Regions from separate parts of the Homo sapiens genome. Here region 1 is linked to region 2. Evidence: chromatin loops called from intact Hi-C (ENCODE). Cell type or tissue: Calu3. All regions are shown on one strand.

Region 1 (8,000 bases), 160 kb before region 2:
TCTGAGGGATTTCTTTCAGCTCTTTTTTACTTTTCCCATTGCTTGGTGGCTGCTGCCTTGCAGTAAGTGATGGCTCTCTGCATCCAGGTTGGCTCTTCTCCTTCAGCTCTCTTGTTGTGTCCCCAGACTTCAAAATGCTGCTGCTTTTCACTTGCCAAAGAACTTATGCACCTCAGGGTGTGGATATCTTTCAGCTCTCCTGCTCTACCCTACATTTTTGGAGCTATTAGTGAAGACCTGTAGGAAAGAATTGATGAATGGATTCAGCCTTGTTTAGTGAATGGGGTTTCTTTTGATTCTGATGCATCATGGTAGCTCACATGTAGTCATTTGAAGTTTATTAAAGTTCAACTAATTTCTTGTCCTCATCTACAGCATTTATTCTTTTTCCACTGCTTCCTTAGGAATAGAAGAGACCATGGCTCTGTTTTCTCATAGGAAAGGCTTATCTTTTTTGGAATTAGGTTTATTGAGATATTTGTGCATTTTCGTTAAAAAACCCATGACTGTAGCTTATCTGGCTTGCTATTGTTATTACAGTGGGAGTGCTGGACTCTTGGAAGTTTCTTCATCCTAACTAGAAGTGGAAATTTCAGGGATCTGTTTTGGAGGCTTGTGAGACATATTAGAGGATTTAGAACCATTATTTTAGCTGGTAAAATTGTCCATCTTTTGGCACTGGAGCCCCTTTATGTTGGTTTCTGTGATCTTTGACTTTACTATCTTTGGTAATTTTCTTGTTTTTGGGTAGAACAAGATGCCTCAGACTCCTCTTGAATACATCTTTTATGAGACCCAGAGACCCAGAACCAGCCATTTCTCCAATGATCCTCCTCCTCCTTTTTTTTTTTTTAAGTAGGAAATGTGATTTTAACATAATAATCTAGTTTCCAAATTTTTACTGCAATTTTCATGTTAGCCTCTAGGCGATGATAGTATCACTGTAGTTCATGGGTCCAGCAGCAGTATTAAAAATCAAAATCAGACCGGGCGCAGTGGCTCACTCCTGTAATCCCAGCACTTTGGGAGGCCAAGGCGGGTGGATCACCTGAGGTCAGGAGTTTGAGACCAGCCTGGCCAACATGGCAAAACCCTGTCTCTACTAAAAAATACAAAAATTAACCAGGTGTGGTGGCAGGCACCTGTAATCCCAGCTCCTCAGGAGGCTGAGGCAGGAGAATGGCTTGAACCCGGGAAGCAGAGGTTGCAGTGAGCTGAGATCGCACTAGGGCACTCCAGCCTGGGTGACAGAGCAAGACTCTGTTTCAAGGAAGAAAAAAAAAATCAAAATCAAATTGAAACCTTAGCCTACAGGTTTAAAACCATACGCTTATAGATTTTTAAATAAAATTATAGCCATGTGGTTTCTTAATTTGGGATTTGTAGACCCTATGGAATCTATGTATTGGTTTTTATGGGGCATTCTGTGAATTTCCTGAGACTATATGAAACATTTTAGTCCAAGATATATCTTTTTCTCATGACCTGAGAGAGATTGGGAAGCACAGTCTTAGGTAATTTTGAATAAAACTGTAAGTTAACTTGCTGGCTAAAATAAATTAAATAAATAAATTTAACAAGTAATACAAGTTGATGTAGTTCCTTCTTTTCCTGTTATTATTTCTTAGTAATAGTGTCAAATGAAAACCTTGAAGAGTCCCAAATTGTATATTGTCTATTTGTCTTTTGTTACCTAACTCATTTGAGGTGGCCTTCCTGTATTTTGCCCCTTTCTTCTTTTATCTGCTACTTTCATCTGATAATTTTTCTAGTTGGTGGTAAGACAGCTTTTGGACAATTTCTGTATTGATATTCCTTAAATTCTACCCAGATGTAGAGAATAAAATATGAATACTATTTTCTCCTTCCTCCTTCAGAGCAGTGTGTCTTTCCCTGCCCTCAAAACTTCCCTTGATACTGTATTGAATAGAGAAAGGGATAAGCAATGACTGGTGAGCAGATTTAAGACTTTTTTCTATGGTACTTTATTTGGCCTCTAAATACTGAATGTTGTTTTTAAACTTTGCGTACAGCTTTAAAGCTGATGAAATGATTTATATTGCCTCTCCTTTGTACAGAGGAATTTATTGAGAAATAACATTGGCTCAAACTTCCTTTTCAGCTTTTAAAGAGATCAAAATGACCCCAATAAATTACTTCTAAATTTTAAGTCATTAAGAAAATTATTAATTAAATATTTAATATATGTGGCTGGCTCAGTAGTTATAGGTTAGATTTATGGTGTAGTATAACTGTCTTGCTTATGTTCTTTCTGTTTGTGGACTTTATACCACATATATAATCAATATGTATAGTGAAATATTTTACATGACATCTGCATATTTGTAGATGTTTATAACTGCATTTTGGCTTTGGTTTTTTTTTTCTGGCTCATGAAATGCACACCATGGCTTAGAGGCAAAATAAAATCTTTAATTTTATTTTGTTGGGATGTGCTTGGTGACTTACTATTTATAGGACTTTCTGGTTAAAATTGGAGACTATCTACAGTCCTAAGTGTTAGTATCAGAACCTGTTGTGCTCCTTATTTGCAGATAATTATTACTATGATCTTGTCCATATTCTCAGATTTTTGGGGCTTTGGATTTTCTTTGTTTATATCTCCTTTATTCATGTGATGATATTAGCCTGGTTTCTGCAGTGACTGTTATGGAATGAGCATGTTACTAGGAGTCACAATACTTGGATCTTAGAATCTTAGTTCTTCCAAATCACTTTTCTTGTTTGTCAGATGAGATGATAGTACTTTCCTTGCAAGATAATTCTAAAGCCCCAGATATACAGTAGTTGATTATTTAATCAGTGAGTCAGTGAGTCAGTGACCCTTTCTCCCTAAAAAAATTAAGTTTTCTATAATTGAATTTAATCTAAGTATATTTTTTCATTAATTAACAGCTTTTAAAAAGGGTTTTCTCAAGTCATCTGCCTATTGCAAGCCTCTTAACTATATTTTAACCAGCAAGTTATTAAAGTTCTAAAACTACATTCAGTGGTAAATATTTTGTCTTGTGAGGAATATAAAACTATTAAAGCTAAGCCATTTAGTTTTTCAAATGAGGAAGCTGAAGCATAGATGTCATAAGTGACTCATTTCAGGTTCTACAGCCAGAGCTGGTTCTCCTCATATGTGATCCTTCTCTCTGATGGAACAGGAATCCAGATAGAAGATTGACAAGAGCATCAACTGAACATTACAAACAGTGTTGCTTCTTTTATGGCTACTTTCCTAATGAAGTTCTCAGGTGTGGATAAATCTAATGCTTATACATATACTCTGTTTCCCAGATAAATACAATATAGTGATACAATCTTAGCAGCACCACCATAGATAAGAATACCACTTTTACTGGTGATGGTTGCCTCTGATTTTTTTTCCTCCTTCCCTGGGTTCATTTGTCCCTGATGCTCTAATTAGAGTGTTATAATTTAGGTAACTAAATTTAAATAATTTAGAACAGAAAGCAAGGTTCTGCTTTATCTCCTGTATTAACACTCAAAATGAATATTGGGTAAATTTCTACATTGAGATGTGTATTAGGGTTCTCCAGAGGGACAGAACTTATAGGATATTTATGTATATGAAAGGGAGTTTATTAGGGAGAACTGGCTTACCTGATTACAAGGTGAAGTCCCAGGATAGACCATCTGCAAGCTGGGGAAGAAAGAATCCAGTAGTGGCTCAGTCTGAGTCCGAAAGCCTCAAAACCAGGGAAGCTGACAGTGCACCCTTCAGTCTGTGGCCAAAGGCCCAAGAGCCCCCAGCAAACCAATGGTGTAAGTGCAGGAATCCAAAGGCTGAAGAACCTGAAGTATGATGTCCAAGGGCAGGAGGAGCAGGAGGAAGCATCCAGTATAGGAAAGGGAAAAGCCAGAAGACCCAGCAAACAAAGTTATCCCACCTTCTTCCCCCTGCTTTGTCTTTGCTGTGCTGGCAGCCAGTTGGATAGCACCTACCCACATTGAGGGTGGGTCTTCCTCTCCTAATCCACTGACTCAAATGTCAGTCTCCTCTGGCAGCACCCTCACAGACACACCCAGAAGAGCAAGGAAAAGAGAGTGGCTGAAGCTTTGTCAATTACACACTTCCTCTGACATGGTAGACGGGATGAAGCGTTTTCACTACTCATGTTTGTTGAAGGTTTTTTTGTTTGTTTGTTTTTTTGGTTTTAGTTTTTTTCAAAAAGGTTTTAATCTGTGAAAGTATTTGCGTTCATAAAACTGGAACCTTTCCTATTTATGGAGCTACTTATTTAGACAGTTGGGATTTTTCGTATGAGTGTGTGATTTGGTTATATCCTCAATAAAATTGGCAGTAGTGATAAAAACTAATATATGTATAAAGCACTTAGTATATGTACTATATGTCTAGCACCGTGCTCTAGATATCTGTGTTTAATCATAACTGTGATAATATTTCTCTATATTAAAAATAATTATGAAATGCTAACGCATATATCAATCACACCCTACTTTGTAAGAGATGATATCTCTAGGAGATAATTATAAAATTGGTTTTTCTTTTGGTTATTATTTATCACAGAAAAAATTGAAAAGCCTGAGTTGTTTTTGATACATTACAATAAATAACCAAAGTATGAGACAAGTTGTGGATTACAGAGAACTCTGAATATTTGGGAAACGCTAAATATGTGTCGGTGAGCTATAACCTTAAGATGTGACTGGATTAGACATCTTCACCACTTATTCCATCTCTTTATGAAGCTCCTTATGTTTTCCCCTTGTATATAATAGGTTCCAGGTTTGATAACCATAGGGACACTGTGAAGACTGAAATCATGTGTGTCCTATCACTTTTAAGGTAGCTCTCTCTTTAATTTCACAAGACAGGCTTGAAAACCAGAAGTAACCCAACTCCAAAATTGGCAGTAAATCCTTTGACAGGGAAAAGGTGACGTACTGTGTAATAAATTCCTTTGTTGAAAAAGAGATGTTGCAATACTGGAAACTGAAGTACCAAATGTTTCCTTTTAAATTTGGAAAGGCCCTTTCTTATTAGTTATCTATCCCTGTGGACTTCTAAGAGGGGATGTGTTGAAAGATTTTTCAGATGCCCACTAGCCACAGTGAGAGTGAATGGCAGCATTTATAAGATGACATAAATACTTCAAAATCATCAGTAATCCTTGGAGACGTGTGGTGTGCCAGGGGTACTGAATGTGAGCTTTTGTTGCTGTCGAGCCTGTGCTTTTGTAGGAGGCTGCCTAGGAATGTGGGTTGTGTCTCTGCTGTGAATGCAACTTCACTTTTTCCCCTCTGGGGCTCTTTGTATTAGAATTGAGGTGGGAGTGGTTTAGAAGACAAAAAGTCTGCACAGATAAGAAAGATCTGTGAGATTATGAGTTATATTTTAAAATCCTAATCTTATTTTGAGGTCCTGTGGAGCAATTATATTATTGTCCTCAACCATTAGAACACTACATTAATAACTGGACACATAAAGGTCTTTTAATTTTCATTTTGTAATAATGGGGCTCATCCCACCACTGCTGCTACTACTACATTAGATGAAGACAAAAAAGATTGAAAATAATCTAGAAATGCAATGAAGATATATCTTACATGTTAGCCAAGAATTGGTAAATTTTGATGTTTCTCTATTCTTATTGCAAAAGCTTTTCAGTTTGTTACTTTTACCTTTTGGAACTAAAACTTAATTTGACAATATGATTTTGTTGGGCTGTCACAATCCCTATATTTAATTATCTTGTTTTAAAGGCTGCATCTATCACTGGAGCTGAAGTTAAAAACAATTATAAATGTGTGATGAAGGTCAGGCAACATAAAACACCCATGGCATCTGTTCATGTTCACTCTGATCAACTCGTGTACTCAAGATACAGGGAAGTGAAGTGAATGGGGCCAAATCCCATCATGGGAAACTTTGCTTTCCCCTTTACTAACTTGCCTTAAGAGAAAGTATTGTGAACGCAGGAGTGTAATCTTAAGTCGGGCAATAAACCTGTTGGAGAATAAAAATAGGTTTTATTTTAGATACTGGGGAAAATAAAAGGAATAAATAAGAAAAGTCAAGCATGATCCACAGTCTCTAGATAATCAAGTTAAAATGTTTCCTGCCAGGCTAAGAGAAATCTTTACCATACTATTTGTTTTGTTTTGATAATGATAGGTTTACCTAGGTGGTCATTTTTACCCTATGTAAAGGCTTAGCTTGATTTGAAGCAGTAGCCTTCATTTAGAATTACAAGGCAAAGGATAAACTTTTAAATTCTATTTTAGGCTCTCTCAGTGATGATTGTTAAGCTAGCTGAGAATCACTTTAATAGAAGGAACATACAGAGAATAGGATGAGAGGCAGCAAAGTAGTAGAAAATTTTTCTTAAGATGGTTATTTTCATCATAGTAGTATTTATTAAGTGCTTACTCTATGGTCAACTCCATGCTAAATGCTTTATGTGATTTTTCTCATTTTGTCCTCAAAACAACCCTGTGAGGTAGTTGGTATCCCATTCCCCATTTTACAGCTATGGAAACTGAGCCCTAAATAACCCAAAGTCACCCTGCTGGATTCAAACATGAGTCTCACTGCAGAACAGATACTAACCCTTACCCTATAGGCCTTAAGGTAGGGGTGTGTGTGTAAGAGGGTGGGAGGGGTGAGGGAGGGAAGGAGGAGAGAAAATGAGAATGAATGAATAGAGTAAATAAAATGTGCAAGCTGTCCTCTTCTTAAAAAAGACCCTGCTTCTTGACACAGAAATATCAGATTTCTCCTATGGGTAAAGTTACAGAAGCTTTTTGTAATGTAAGCTAATGTATCCACTAGAGAAATAATGGCATTGTTGGAAGGATTTAGATGACAGGAAAATAAAGATACTTTATTAATTAACTCTTCTAGTTTCCTTGGGGTTTTGCCAACTTTTTCTGGATTCCAGACAAATTCAAAAACAGATGATTTAAAGGTGGCTTCACTGAAGTGGTGTCACATGATTGAGGGAAGTGGTCATTCTTTAGATGGATAAAAGGTGGTTTTAAAATATGCAGGACTCCATTTTTCAGACAATATGAAGTATTAAAGTATTTTTTTTTTATTCAAATGAACTAAAACGAAATTCTGTAGTTGGAAGTAATTAAATATATCCTGGGTTTCCCCCCTAAAAAAGTCAGTTAAAATAAATATTCTCAGATCAAATGATCTTTTTCGTGTATTGCTGCTAATGGCATCTGATAAATATGTGTATATGAGCTTATCAGAAATTATGTTTGAATCAACACAGAGTTGCATGTTTGAATTGGAAAAAGTAGCTAGAAGTCGTCTTCTTTCAGTGTAAAGTTTTCTGAGCCATTTTCAATCACCAGCAAAGAGCCACGTATATAGTTTAAGAATGCATTTGGTCCCATATATTCATTGACAGATGAATGAATAAAGAACATATGGTATATACATACATAGAGTATCCATTTGGGAATATGAAAAAGTTCTGGAGCTAGATGGTGCTGATGGTTGTACAACAGTGTGAATGTACTTAATGCCACTGAATTGCATACTTTAAAAATGGTTAAATGGTAATTTTATATTATTTATGATAGGAATGGATGTAGCCTTAAAAAAGAGAACTGAATTGCGTTGCTAAAGCGGCAGGTTTTTAAATTTAAACTTAAATTAGAAAACCTCGTGTAACAGATGCCTGGGAAGAGACTGGGTCTAGTCGGGCTACCTAGCAGTACCCTTTGGTTTTCAGGTCTGTCCTTTCCCTCCTGCCGTCCTCAGCAGATGGTGTTTTCTTTCTTTTTTCTTTTCTTTTCTCTTTTTTTTTAATTTTTCCCACTCAGTGGCCATGGATGGTCCTTGATGCTCATGCATGTCACCCCTCAGTCATGCTGCTGTGCCTCAGGCTTAGCTATGCAAGTGCAGGCATGGAAAGTTGGATTTAGTCAGATATGGCAGAGACATTCAACTTAATGCTCTCTGAAGATCCATATATTCCCCTATATTTCAC
Region 2 (8,000 bases):
AGCAAAAAGACATGTATTTGATCTTCTGCAAAAGCAAAAGACTTCGCAATAATTTATTGTATATTTCAAAATCACTAAGAGAGTGGAATTGGAAGGCTTATAACCCCTAAAACATGATAAATATTTAAGGTGATGGTTAACCTAATTACCCTGATTTGATAATTACACATTGTATGCTTGTGTCAAAATATCAGCTACTCCTCACAGATATGCACATCTATTATATATCCATAAAAATAAAAAAATAACCAAAAGGTAAATCTAAGCAAAAAAAAAAAGCAAACACACTTGAATAATGTATACTGGTATGATGGAGTTTTTGTTAGATAGTTGGGAGTATCAGTTAGAATGCTGCATATAACAGAAAACCCAATCAGTAGTCGTTGAAATAAGTAGGCAGTGATTGTCTTACTTGATAAAACATCTGGAGGTAGGAGGTTGCTGGCATTGGTTCGGTGTTGCAATGATGCCTGCAGGCCCACTCTGTCATCCTTAATATATTGGCTGTCTTCCTCATGCTAGGCTGGCTAACTGTCTCATGGTCTCAAGACAGCAGCTGAAGCTTATATCAAGGAAGGAAGATGGGAGAATCTGGAATCTCCCCAGATGTTTTTTTGTGTTTGTTCCTGTTTTTCCCTGTTGAGGTCTCATTAGCTAGAAATGTGTCATATGCCCACCTAAGCTGCAAGGAGGCTGGATAGTATTGGCCTTTTTCAGACTCTGTAGTAGAGACAGCCAGGTGAAAAAATTGGAGTATTTATGGGTTGTTTGTTCTTGTTCTCCTTTGTGCTTGCTTGTGCTTCCTGACATGCTTGTGTAACAGACATACTTTGTGTTTCTATAATAAGAGAAAAAAGGACTCCAGACTGCTATTAATATTTTTAAAGGAATCAAGCAAAAGACTTCAACCTAACTGTTTTCATATTGAGCGTGAGCTGGGACTACTTGGTTACATACATAATCCCTGGCTTTTGTGTCCCTCCTCTCATCATCTAAACCAAGCAGAAGATGAATGTTCAACACTTATGAAAGGTTGACATACTGTCACTTGTTTCATTTGGGGGAAGAAAGGCCATGTCTACTTGAGTTATTCTGTATCATATCCTATGCAGATCACTTTTTGTATTATTGGTGTCTACAAAAAAAAATCACATGTAAGGCAAGAACAAAGCCCCCAGACATGTAGAAAATTCGTTCAAAATCAGTAATGGCTAAATGTCAAACTTTGGTAAGGATGAGATATGAAGGAAAAGTTTATAATCAAAATTCTGTTCTCTGAGTCTGGGGAAAATATCACCAGCTTTAATTGACAAAGTGGCTGCTAAACAAATAAAGAAGGTGAAAAATGATGGTCCCAGGAGATGTTGCTATCTGCAACATGTTACAGATTAGCTGGCGTTGTCCTCACCATTTCAGGCAGAGGGTAAAAATGTGGCTTGATTTAGAGCTGATGATATCATGTGTCTAGTCACTGGAGATCAAAAGAAAGCTTGCCTGTGAAACATTGTTCATGAAATGGGAGCAAAGTCCAGACTCTTCTCTTGGGTGTGTCAAAGGGAAGTTTTGCTGTGTACCAGGCCAATGGGATTCAAGTCACAGCATATGCTCCAGGATGTATTTGTGGCCATGTGACCTCGTGTTCAACTCTGCCAGTCCTAAACTCAGCAGATTTACCAATTGTGTGTGATCAATCCCTTTAATACCTGATGATTTGGTGGGCAAATCGCTCTTTTCCTTTCCTATGATGTATGATTAGAGACTGCAGGTATTTTGTTTTGTGCTTAGAAAGTGGCTATTGCATGTATATGTGTGCATGCATGGGTGTGTGTATTTGTGTGTGCATGTGTGTTTGTGTGTAGGTGTATTGGTGATGGTGGTGATGGTGAGGAGTGTGGAGAAGCAATTCAATTGCTTACTCTGTAAGACCAGATTTGGAACAGCCCATCTGTGATGACTGCTTACCTTTTTCCTGAGATTAGAAATCAATACTTGGAGGGTGGACTGCATCTTTCTTGGATATCTTCAAGGAATGCTGAAGGCACTGTAAATTCAAGCAAGTCCAAGACGTGAATGTCACATTCTTTGCAATGAGGAATTGGTGTGAAGGATGTCAAAACATCTTTAGCATGAAACCCTACTGAAAGAAAATCCTTGCAACCTACTGTATTTTGGAGCTCAGAAGAATTTCATCATGGTAGGACTTATTATACTGTATGTCAGAGGCGTTTGAACCAGAGCAAGTCCATCTTGAACAGGGGCTGGTAAAATAAGACTGAGACCTACTGGGCTGCATTCCCAGGAGGTCAGGCATTCTAAGTCACAGGATGGGCTAGGAGGTTGGCAAAAGGTACAGGTCATAAAGACTTTGCTGAGAAAATGATGTGGTGAAGAAGCTGGCCAAAACTCACCAAAACCAAGATGGCGATGAAAGTGACATCTGGTCTTCCTCACTGCTCATTATATGCTAATTACACTCCCACCAGCACCATGACAGTTTACAAATGCCATGGCAGGTCAGAAAATTACCCTATGTGGTCTAAAAAGGGGAGAAACCCTCAGTTCCAGGAATTGCCTGTCTCTTTCTCAGAAAACTCACAAATAATCCACCCTTGTTTCATGTATAATCAAGAAATAACTCTAAAAATAGCCAACCAGCAACCCTAAGGGCTGCTCTGCCTACAGAGTAGCCATTCTTTTATTCCTTTACTTTCTTAATAAACTTGCTCTCACTTTATGTACTTGCCTCGAATTCTTCTTTGCACAAGATCCAAGAACCCTCTCTTGGGGTCTCGATCAGGACCCTTTTCTGGTAACGTAAGGACAAATGCTTTCTTAAATGCAGTAGAAGCCATCATCAGCCTTGCTCAACCCCCTTTTGTAAGTTCCATGTGTACTAAATTTCCACCAAATTCCTATTTATAACACGACAGAGGTGCTGAAGAGCTGTCAGAGCCACACTCAAAGCTTAACTGAAGCACTCACATTTCCTTTCCTTCTGGCCTCTGGTTACCGAAAACATTTGCTGAAAATTGCTGTCCCACTCAAGAACTGTCAAAGGTAATTGTGTTGCACAAAAGTTACCAAGAAGCATGAAATAATATGGTTACCACCTGGTGACCAAGTTAATAGAACCTGTCTGATGAACCGCCAAGCCTGCCACATGTGAATTCCCCAGTTTCTGTCTGAAAGCCACGACAGCATAAATTGGTGAGGAAGGTGTGGATCAGGGGCCTCTTAGTGGCAATTTACCATACAAATCCCCATGTAAAGGGCAGTTGTCAGGTCACCATATCCAGTGAGGTCTGAGATTTGGGGGTGGCAGTGAGGGGGAAGGTGTCAGGGAAGAATAAAATGCTTTGGGAATGAGGAGCTGTGTGAAGCAAGTAGCAGTGCTTACTTCAAAGGGCAAGGTCTAGACTTGGCTCTTCTCATAGCTGGCAATGACCTCGGCGTCTAAAAAACTGAAAATCAGAGACTCACAAGATGGGAGGGGCTTAGAGAGTCTGTCTGGGTCTCCCCACCTTGTTGCCTCTGGTCAAAACTGTGTCCTTCCAGGTGAGCCAGAATATTCCTCTTAAAATTCCCCAGAGAAGGAAATCCTCCTCGTTCCTGGAAGCCATTTTCAGGGTCTCAAACCCCACTTGAGATGGTTTTGCTTTAACTTGAGGTTACAAAACCCCAGAATCCCTCTGAATTCTGGTGCCTCTATTCATACATCAAAAACATCGAACCTGGAAATCTTCTCATGGATTCCCTTGGAAACATCTAGTCCTATCTGAAACTGTTTTATTTCATCAGAAATCATTGCTGGCTGGATGCCTGATGCCAGCATTCAAATCCAGTAGACAGAGTGTGGCTCAGAAGAGACTCATTGAAACTGGGAATCCCCCAACTGGGAGGCCCAGGGTTCACACTGGAACCATTCTGGTGTAGTTATACATCAACCAATGTTAGGAGTACCTGCTCTTTTTATCTTTAGTGATACTCATAGTTGAGATTTTTGAGATACAAAAAAAAAATCTCACTTTTTAGGCAGAAAACATTGACATCAGGGCTGGGTACATAATTTGTAGAGCCCAATGCAAAATAAATACTTAAAAGTCTTTTTTACAAAGAACAGGAAAAAAGCTTTTTCCTTTCTAGGATGGTCTCTCTCAAACTTTCATGATGTGTCTAATTTCCTAGTTAATGTTATACTGCCTCAGGCTCTGGCATACTTGAGGGGTGAGTGTAGACCTTCATAGGCATCAGAGTCCTGACTTGCAGCTAAGTGTGTAGGATGTGCTGGCCCAACCTCAATTCTTCCACTGCGGGCACAGGGCAGCAGTGATCTCTGGGTGGCGTTAGGGGAGGAGGTAGCCAAGAACCCATCCCTGGGAGATAAGAGGAGGCAGGGGGCAGGACGGGGCATGAGCCAAGACTGCTCAGGGCATGCACTACTGTGCTATTGGTCTTTACTTACAAAACAAATTCAAAGATAAAAGTATTAAGAATTTCAAAATGGCAGCCACACCATTAAAGCCAAGTGTGAGGCCCCCTTCTGAATGCGGGGCCCTATGTGATGTCAGTGGTAGCACACCCAGGAAGCAGCCCTGGTTGAAACTCATTCTCCTTTGGGCCCCCTGGAAACTTACTGTTATTGAGAAGCCTTTTGGATTTGTATTCTTTTCTATGTAATGTGTTTTTTTCCTTCCTGGAAGCGTTTAAGATCTTCTTTTTAACTGTGTTCTGAGATTTCTCAGTGATGCACCTTGGTGTAAATTTTTCATCTTTTATTGTCTTAGACTCTCAGAGAACTCTTTCAGTTTGGAAATTTATTCTTTTAGTTCCGGGAAAATTTTCTTGCATGAGTTCTTTGACAATTTTCTCTCCTCTCTCTGTTTGTCTCCCTGTTCTGTCTGCCTCCAACTTCTCTTGGAGGTGGTTGGATTGATCCTCTAATTTGTTTTCCTTAGTTTCTTTTTGCTTTTGCTGTTTGCCTCTTCTCTCTGGACATTTTTTCAACCTTGTCAACTTTCTATTACATTTAAAAGTATTTCAGTAATTATATTTTTTTATTTTCAAGAGCTCTTTTTTTTTCCTCTGTGTTCATTACTCACAACAGCATGATACAATATCTTTTCTTATCTGAGAACATGAATACTATTTTTAACATTTTTTATTAATTCCTACATTTACTCTTTTTTTCTTTTTGATTTCATTCATTCATGCTGGAGACTCTGCAGATCGCTGGTGGTATGTTTATATTCAAGAGTAAGACACTATGATTGGGTACTCTAAAATCACGGATGGGGCTTTTCTCCAAACTTCATCATAGGGTTATCAGGAAGTAAATGTCATTATCTATAGGCCTTTTCTTTGTACTATTTGGAGAGAAATCTAAATCTCCTGCCAGGGTGTGTGTTTGTGTGTGTGTGTGTGTGTGTGTGTGTGTGTGTGTGTGCATAGGTGAGGGGAGAGTTCTGGAAGGAGCATAGGGAAGGGAATGGGGGGTGTCCATAGTAGACTTTTACTTCACCTTTGCTTTATCTATGCTCTTCTCTGGTCATGCTCCCCAAATACATTTACTCCAAAGAATAAACCTTCAACTTTCTTCCAGGAAGCTGGTAAAGAGTTGTGTGGATGCACACAATGAGAGAGGAGACTTAATGGGCTCAGCTGTGCTGTGGTAGACTTTCAACAAATGTCTTTTTCCACAGTGGGCCTTGCTCTCATCTTCCTCTTGAAATACTCACTGCTTATAAGCACTGAGCAATTTAGAGCTCCTGCAGAGTGAAGCTGCTCTGTTCTTGCTTGTCTGAAAGCATTTGGTTTTCCCTTTGCTTTATTCTGCCAAGGTAATTACCATTCTTCCATCCATTTCTCACCTTCCAAAAATGTGTTGAAAACATTTATGACAAATGGTCTCTCATTCTTTTTGACCTTGTCTATGAATTTGTTTCTTAAAATTATTTGACTGTCATTTTAATGAGATTTGGGTAGGAAGAAGAAATAGTCACAGTCAATTCTACTTTTAACCAGAAGTTTCCTTTAGAAATTTTAATCTTTTTTGGATACTAGACCCATGTGCTTTAGTCTTAGGCAAATCCTTGTTTTTCACTAAGTGAAATAGTAAGCAGTCTAGAAAAATAGTAAATTTCAGTCTATTTCTCATAGCCTATGTGTACTTATTTAAATATAATACTAATAATCTTGGTTATTTAGTATCCAAGCTTTTAGTAGACTAGAAGCAGAATTTTAGTAGAAAGTTAGATGTAGATGCTACTAGAGTCATATACCTTGATAGCGTTAAGAAGAGATAGTTGGCAGACCAAAAGAGAAAGGTGACAGAATAACCAGTTAAAAGAACACATTAAATAGTACAACAGTTTCTATACTACGACAGTTTCAAACAGTCCTACACATTTCAAAATGCATTATTGCATTAAAGTGTAATTCAGGTGCCATCTTCCCTTACCAAGCCTTCTACAGCTCCCTGTGGTTTGTAGATATTAGTTCCACTCTCTCTCACTGTTCTATATATTGCCAAATATATGACCTGTGGTTCTAGTGAAACACCCTGCTCTATTTCACACCCATGGATTTCTGCCTCAAACCTGTGACTTCCATAGCTTGGCACACCCTTTCTTACCATCACAGGTTATCCTTCAAGACCCACTCAAATTCCCATGATGTACTCTCCCTCCCCCATCCTTACGTGTTCCCATGGTACTTGTTTAGGTTTATATAATGGAACTTGCTGTGTTCTGCCAGGAATTTTGAAATTATGCATCTGCCTTTCCTCTCCAGTTGGGATCATAAACACTGAATAGCATTGCCATTTCTCTTGGCATAATGCCTCCCTGTGAGTGCTCCCTGAGTAAATACGTGTTGAATCCAGTTGGAAGTATCATAATTGATGTTTAACCTGACAATCTTTAGTCTTCAACGAAAGGCTAAATTGGATACTGTTGAGGAGGAAAGTAAGTGTGTGATGCATTTTAAAAGATTCAAAAATAAAAAAGTAATAAAAACGAAGCAAGAAATACTTTTTATGTTGTGTAAAGGGCATGTTACATTTAACTCATTATAATATGTACTTTTTTGTTGATAGAACAACGAGGCATTATTTTTCACATGAACAACAACCCCATTGTGGCACCAAGCTGTTTAAGTTTGAACATCGTAGCTTAGGTATGAAACATCAACTATATCATTTTAAAAGAAGGCAGTGTAAAGAGTTTGTGGCAGGTGGAAAAAACGTGAATATTTTTATTTAAATATGCTTTGGAGAGAGCAGCTCTGTGTTCCTTGACATAACTGACCTTTCCCTAAAATATTTGGGCTCAAATCTCATCTTGCTCTTGACTGATGTTGCAATTTCTAAGGTGCCTTTATCTTTGTTCTGGATTGATCTTTAATCAGGTATGACTTCTGACACATTTGCTTTAAATTTCTCTCTCCTCCCCTGTCAAGTAGTTAATGATCTCAAAATGTCACACTTGATTCCACAGATTTCCCAGGGAGTCAAGTGTGGGTAGAATAACAAAACAAATGAAAAGTGCAGAATCACTTTATTGTTACTTTCTCCACGTACATGCCAGGCTGGCTGCATGGGCATGTGATCCATGGGCAGTGGCACAGGGACCATGCTCAGAAGGGCCCCACACTTGGTGGGATGTTCTGCTGTTAATAATTTTAAGTTGTATTGTGTAAGTGAAGTCTGATGGAGCCACGGAGCATGCACATAAGCAGAAGAGTTCTGTACAAAATGTGAATTTGTGTGTCTGCTCTCCTTTGCTGCACATTTGCGTATAGTGTTATGATGGCCCATGAGCACGGAATTCTGGCGATGCACAGGAGTTCAGGAAGACTCGAAGCATGTTATACCCACAACATACAAATCAAGCAACAGCCCTGACAGCCCCAAAGGCCAAACTTTCCGTTCACACCAGAATTTGCTTTGAATGCAGAAAGAAGAAAATGGCATTGAATGAATCATGAATGAACAAAAAACCTTA

Evidence for each region. Hi-C counts contacts between places; a loop is a spot of excess contacts. Peaks named below come from ENCODE experiments on the same cell type or tissue, not always from the same donor. Only the 100,000 strongest peaks of a DNase experiment are listed, where the experiment ranks them.
Region 1: it touches region 2 in a loop (9-fold over the local background); 3 of 110 quality-filtered maps call a loop at or near these places.

What each region holds. Positions count from the first base shown.
Region 1 is chr20:13,489,339-13,497,338 of GRCh38, reverse strand. The region is part of intron 10 of TASP1 (taspase 1); the gene reads left to right. Among named protein-coding and RNA genes, the nearest start is that of TASP1, 150 kb to the left of the region's middle. In Calu3, no CTCF peak of the experiment used is centred here; no DNase peak of the experiment used is centred here.
Region 2 is chr20:13,332,768-13,340,767 of GRCh38, reverse strand. It overlaps LOC124904872 (a long non-coding RNA gene), which reads right to left and starts at 3,027. Exons shown (of 3, transcript XR_007067535.1): 1 at 1,963-3,027. It also overlaps a transcript of TASP1 not described here. In Calu3, no CTCF peak of the experiment used is centred here; DNase peaks (open chromatin) are centred at 3,887 and 4,267.